2 separate regions of the Homo sapiens genome follow, and region 1 is linked to region 2. Evidence: read pairs that join two places in POLR2A ChIA-PET (ENCODE). Cell type or tissue: GM12878. All regions are shown on one strand. Each heading gives the region's core, and the rest is flanking DNA. Links, peaks and the distances in the headings are about the cores only. Region 1 holds the start of H2BC6 (H2B clustered histone 6). Region 2 overlaps LINC02980 (long intergenic non-protein coding RNA 2980).

Region 1 (2,800 bases), core at 283-2,782, 190 kb before region 2:
AAATCTAAACTTCATTGTTTGACATTCAGACTCTTCACAATCTTCTCCCACATCTTTATCACAAGAAAACTCCACGTGAGCAGGAGGCTTGGTTAGCATATTCTTTATCTCAGCAATCTCCTTTAACAAGCTCTCCAGGTGATTCTGATGCACACTGAAGTCTGAGAACCACTATTCTCAGTGCAGAAGTCCTCAGTACAAAATTCACTGCTTGGCACTTGAATATGAAGGAATGACTATCCATTTTCAACCTACTGGATATTCCTTCCATCCACCTTCGCCTGGAAGCTGCTTGTATCAGGCAGTGCAGATGCCTCCTCCCCAAAAGTCATTTTCCCTCCTTTCTTCCTAATACAACTTTCTTTGTTCCCTGACTTGTTCTCCAGAGAAGGCAGAGTTCCTTCTAGCCTCAGGGATCTGATTAATTTGACTACACCTATCCTAAAGATCACATGCCCCTTATTAATGATTGGATTGGGGATAGGTATATAGTCAGTTTTTGTGATTAGGAGAATCCTTAACAATGGAGACCCAACTTCTCTAAGAACATGATAAAGATGAGATGGGGATTGTCGATCAATGAACAATGTGTGTATGTGTTTGTGTGCGAGCGCGAGTGTGGTTGCACACTGAGAATTGTTCAAGTCTAATTGGTGAAACCAGACAGGTGAGGCGGTAGAGGGAAGAGGGTTTTATTTTTTCCTTTAGAACCTAAAATAAAAATCCAAATTAAGACCTTTTTGAAGTAATTGAGGAAAGGAAAAAAGCAAATTCAACATTAAGAACTACTTGAAAGCAGCAGTCTCCTCTCCTCCTTCCCCACCCCCGCTCCAGCCCCCCATAATATGGGCTTCTTTGGTAAAACCCGTATTTTTAAGGACTCTTGAGAAACGAAGTTTCTCTTCGTAGAGCAAAACTATGAAATTACTATTGCCTCTTAGGTACTATCGAGTGATACCTCATAAAACACGGAAACCAGAGTTTCATAAAGCCACCAGCCCAGACAGTGAGTGCCATTTTAAGTTTTAAAAACATGCCTATTTCAGCTGCAGGAGTTTCTAGTATCTTCACATGTCAGTATATAGCTCCAATTGTGAAAAGGTGAGTGGCTCTGAAAAGAGCCTTTGGGTTTACTAAGGCAGTTGCAGGGACAAGTTTACTTGGAGCTGGTGTACTTGGTAACGGCCTTGGTGCCCTCTGACACAGCGTGCTTGGCCAGCTCCCCGGGAAGCAGCAGGCGCACGGCCGTCTGGATCTCCCTGGAGGTGATGGTCGAGCGCTTGTTGTAATGCGCCAGGCGGGAAGCCTCGCCGGCGATGCGCTCGAAGATGTCGTTGACAAAGGAATTCATGATCCCCATGGCTTTAGAGGAGATGCCGGTGTCGGGGTGGACCTGTTTCAGCACCTTGTACACGTATACGGAGTAGCTCTCCTTGCGGCTGCGCTTGCGCTTCTTGCCGTCCTTCTTCTGCGCCTTGGTCACGGCCTTCTTGGAGCCCTTCTTCGGGGCGGGAGCGGATTTCGCTGGCTCAGGCATGCTATCTTTGCTGTTCTGCAGTTAGGAAAGAAAATGAAATCTACATCTCCTGATCCTCGGAATTTGTAGACAATGTTATGTAAATGAAGATTTAGTTTCTCCAACTCTGATTCGTTATTTTGTCGTGAAGTCTGCATGCAAATGAAGGAGCTTAGGTCTACTCTCCCATTGGTCATATCCTGAGAGCAGTTTTCGAGCACGGGCCACCTAATTAACATTTTATATAACAAGTTCCTACCATTGCAAACAATTCAGATTAGTTTACTTATTTTAAAAACCAGAAGTTGCTCTCTTCTATGCTTTTATATGCCAGGGAGACAAAGCTCCTGGCGCAGTTACGTCTTCGAATTGAAAGGTCGGTTTAAAAGCTCCTGGAAAAGCTATGCCTTGACATTCAGATGTAGATTCTGGAGCAGCAGGAGATACCTGAAGAACGGCAAGCTAGGCGACCGGCGATCACCCACACAATCCGGAGAACAGTGTTTCCCACTTTTTACAGAATGCACAAACACATCGTGAAAATAAAGGGTAGGCAATAAAGCTCCGGAGAAAACAACAACAAAAAAGTAAATAGCATCTCTTGAAGAGAGCTAAGACAGGAAAGACTTTCTTAGCCAAAATGGCTACAGTCCTTAATGGAAAAGCAAGTCACACCTAGTTTAGCCCTACAACGAGGATCAGAAATAAATATTCCGTCTAACTAGTGAAAATATTTTTTAAAAAATTAAAATGAAAGCCTATTTAACAAACAGCTTTACTTTCAAGTTAGTATTATTATCTTTGGCTGAAGCCCGCTGCTTAGCTAACTTCAGTTTAAGAAACTGTTCTTCCTAAATTTGACTGTCCTTTTTAAGCCCCCACTCCTTCACCCCACGCTCCCCAGCCCCCTAGCCCTTCTCCTCTCCTGCCACCATTCCCATTTCCCGGGCCCTAAGTCTCCAGGAATGAAGGTGCTGCGCAAAAAGTATTCCGCTCTGTGGGTTAGCATCTAACAAAAGTGTACTCTGAATTTATTGTGTCTTATCTTTGTTTCACAAAATAATTTGTTTTTCTCACTTCAGTGATGACGAGAAAACCTTAAAATCTGTTTAACATCTTTTTTAATTTTCAATGTAGCTAATGTAGCAGTGTTCAGAATAATAGCTAATGTGCTTTATTTGTATTTATTTAATCAAAAAATCTTGGGCCGGGCGCAGTGGCGCAAGCCTGTAATCCCAGCACTTTGGGAGGCCGAGGCGGGTGGATCACCTGAGGGCAGGAGTT
Region 2 (2,800 bases), core at 298-2,797:
AGTTTATCTCATTGAAGTAAAAAGTACAACAGAGATTACTAGAGGCTGGGAATGGTAGGGGAAAGAGATGATAAAGAGAGATTCGTTAAAATAAGTTACAGCTAGATAAGAGCAATCAGTTCTAGTGTTCTATTTGTACTACAGAATGGCAATAGTTAACAGTAATAAATAATTTCAAAGAGCTAGAAAAGAGGACATTGAATGTTTCCAACACAAAGAAATGAGAAATGCTTGAAATAATGGATATTCTAATTAATTACCCTGATCTGATCACTATACACAGTATGTATAAAAATAACACTATGGGCTGGGCGCAGTGGCTCACACCTGTAATCCCAGCACTTTGGGAGGCCAAGGTAAGCAGATCACTTGAGGTCAGGAGTTAGAGACCAGTCTGGCCAACATAGTGAAACTCCATCCCTACTAAAAATACAAAAATCAGCCAGGCGTGGTGGCATGTGCCTGTAATCCCAGCTACTCAGGAGGCTGAGGCAAGAGAATTGCTTGAACCCAGGAGGCGGAGGTTGCAGTGAGCCGAAATCGCGCCACTGCACTCCAGCCTGGGTAACAGAGCAAGGCTCTGTTTCAAAAATAAATAAATACATAAATAAATATTTTTTAAAAAAAGAACATCACTATGCACCCCATATATACATATAATTATTATGTCAATTTGAAACATAATTTTGAAAAATGAAAAAATGAAACACAAATATGAATCAATCCTCTCCAAGTTGATATACTTAAAAGGAAAAAAGTCCGAGGGCTTAAACTATTCAATCAAAATTTTATTAAAATGCTATAGTAATCTGGAAAGTATTTCAGAATGAATTGGTATAAGGTTAGACACAAAGATCAGTGAAACAAAACAGAGAACCCAGAAATAGATTCACACATCTATGGACAACTGGTTTTGACAAAGGTGTCAAGGCTATTTAATAAGTAAAAAAATCGTCTTTTCAGTAAATGTTTCTTGAACAAGTAGACATCCGGTGTGGGGGAGAGGAGCAGGAGCCTTACCTCAAACTTTATGCAAAAATTAACTCAAAATAGACCATAGACTTAAATGTAAAAGCTAAAATTATAAAACTTCTTTAAAAAATAGGAGAAAATCATCAACACCCTAGGATTAGCAAAGATTTCTTTAAAACAAAACAACAGGTTTATAGTTTATAAAACATAAATAACAAAATGATAAATTTCATCAAAAGTGAAAATTTGCTTTTCAAAAAACATTATAAAATGAAAAGCAGGAGGCTGAGGCATGAGAATCACTGGAACCCGGGAGCTACAGGTTGCAGTGAGCCAAGATGGTGCCACTGCACTCCAGCCTGGGTGACAAAGTGAGACTCTTCCTAAAAAATAAATAAATAAATAAATAAATAGAAAAGAAAAAGAAAAATCACAGGCTGAGAGAAAATATTTATAATACATGTATCTGACAAAGGACTCGCACCTGGAAAATATAAGGAACCTTATAACTTAGTAAGATGACAAGCCAAAACAAAGAGTAAAAGTTTTCAACAGACATTTCACAAAAGAAAACATACAAATGGCCAGTATGCACATGAAAAGATTTTAAACATCATTAGTTACTAGGGAAATGCAAGTCAAAACCACAATGAGATACTTCACATTCAACAGAATAGCTAATGTTAAAAGGACTGACAATCCCCAGGGTGAGCAAGGGTGTGGAGGAAACTACTCTCATATATTGTGAATGTAAGAGGACAATGTTACAACTACTTTGAAAAAAGTTTGGCTGTTTCTAACATAAAATTAAACACTTATACAGCCCAGCAATATTTCTGGGTCATTTCTCCCAGATAAATGAACACATGTCCATACTATGACATGTACAAATGTTCATACTGGCTTTGTTTCACAATGCTATAAACTGGAAACAACCCACGTGTCCATCAACAGGTGAATGGGTAAATAAATTGTAATATATCGGCCAGACGCAGTGGTTCATGCCTGTAATCCCAGAACTTTGGGAGGCCAAGATGTACGGATCACCTGAGATCAGGAGTTTGAGACCAGCCCATCCAACATGGTGAAACCCCATCTCTACTAAAAAATTAGCTGGGCATGGTCACGGGCGCCTGTAATCCCAGCTACTCGGAAGGCTGAGGCAAGAGAATCACTTGAACCGAAGAGGCGGAGGTTGCAGTGAGCCAAGACCATGCCATTGCACTTCAGCCTGGGCAACAAGATGGAAACTCCATCTCAAAAAAAAAAAAAATTGCAATATATCTATATCTTGGAATATTATAAAGCAATAAAAGGGAATAAACTACTGATATATACACAAAATGGATGAATCTCAAAAATGTGAAGGAAAATAAAAAATACATATGATATAAATTCCATTCATATGAAATTTTAGGAATGGGAAAACTAAGCTGTAATTATGGAAAGTACATCAGTGGCTGCCTGGGGCCAAGAGGATGGAAGAGGCGGCACAGGTGATACTACAAATGGAAACTATCTAGGTTGACGGAAGTGTTCTGTAACTTGATTACAGTAGTAACTGTTTGGGTATATAAAACGCATCAAATTGTATAATTAATACAGGTGTATTTTACTGTGTATAAATTATTCCTCAATAAAGTTGATTTTTCATTAAATATATTATTTGCTAAAATGAGGAGAGACAACTATTATCTTAAAATAGTTAAGCACAATAAAAATACTACAATCAACTCATTATATATGGAAATTAAAGGAGAAAAATAGTGGTATGATTAATTAAAATAAAAAGAAAACCTTCTAAATTTTATCTTAGCTCATAGTTGTA

The links. ChIA-PET counts read pairs that join two places held together with the same protein. Peaks named below come from ENCODE experiments on the same cell type or tissue, not always from the same donor. Only the 100,000 strongest peaks of a DNase experiment are listed, where the experiment ranks them.
Region 1: POLR2A ChIA-PET joins it to region 2 with 7 read pairs; 3 of 35 experiments call an interaction of 5 or more read pairs at or near these places.

What each region holds. Positions count from the first base shown.
Region 1 is chr6:26,182,533-26,185,332 of GRCh38, reverse strand. H2BC6 (H2B clustered histone 6) reads right to left here and starts at 1,572. Exons shown (of 1, transcript NM_003523.3): 1 at 1,103-1,572. The coding sequence starts at 1,537. The coding sequence ends at 1,157. RefSeq lists enhancers at 1,250-1,309, 1,760-1,949, 1,809-2,538. In GM12878, for the core only: no CTCF peak of the experiment used is centred there; a DNase peak (open chromatin) is centred at 1,602; H3K4me3 peaks cover 1,326 bases; H3K27ac peaks cover 1,829 bases.
Region 2 is chr6:25,994,515-25,997,314 of GRCh38, reverse strand. All of the region lies in intron 1 of LINC02980 (long intergenic non-protein coding RNA 2980), which reads right to left. Among named protein-coding and RNA genes, the nearest start is that of LINC02980, 3.2 kb to the right of the region's middle. In GM12878, for the core only: no CTCF peak of the experiment used is centred there; a DNase peak (open chromatin) is centred at 1,606; H3K27ac peaks cover 909 bases.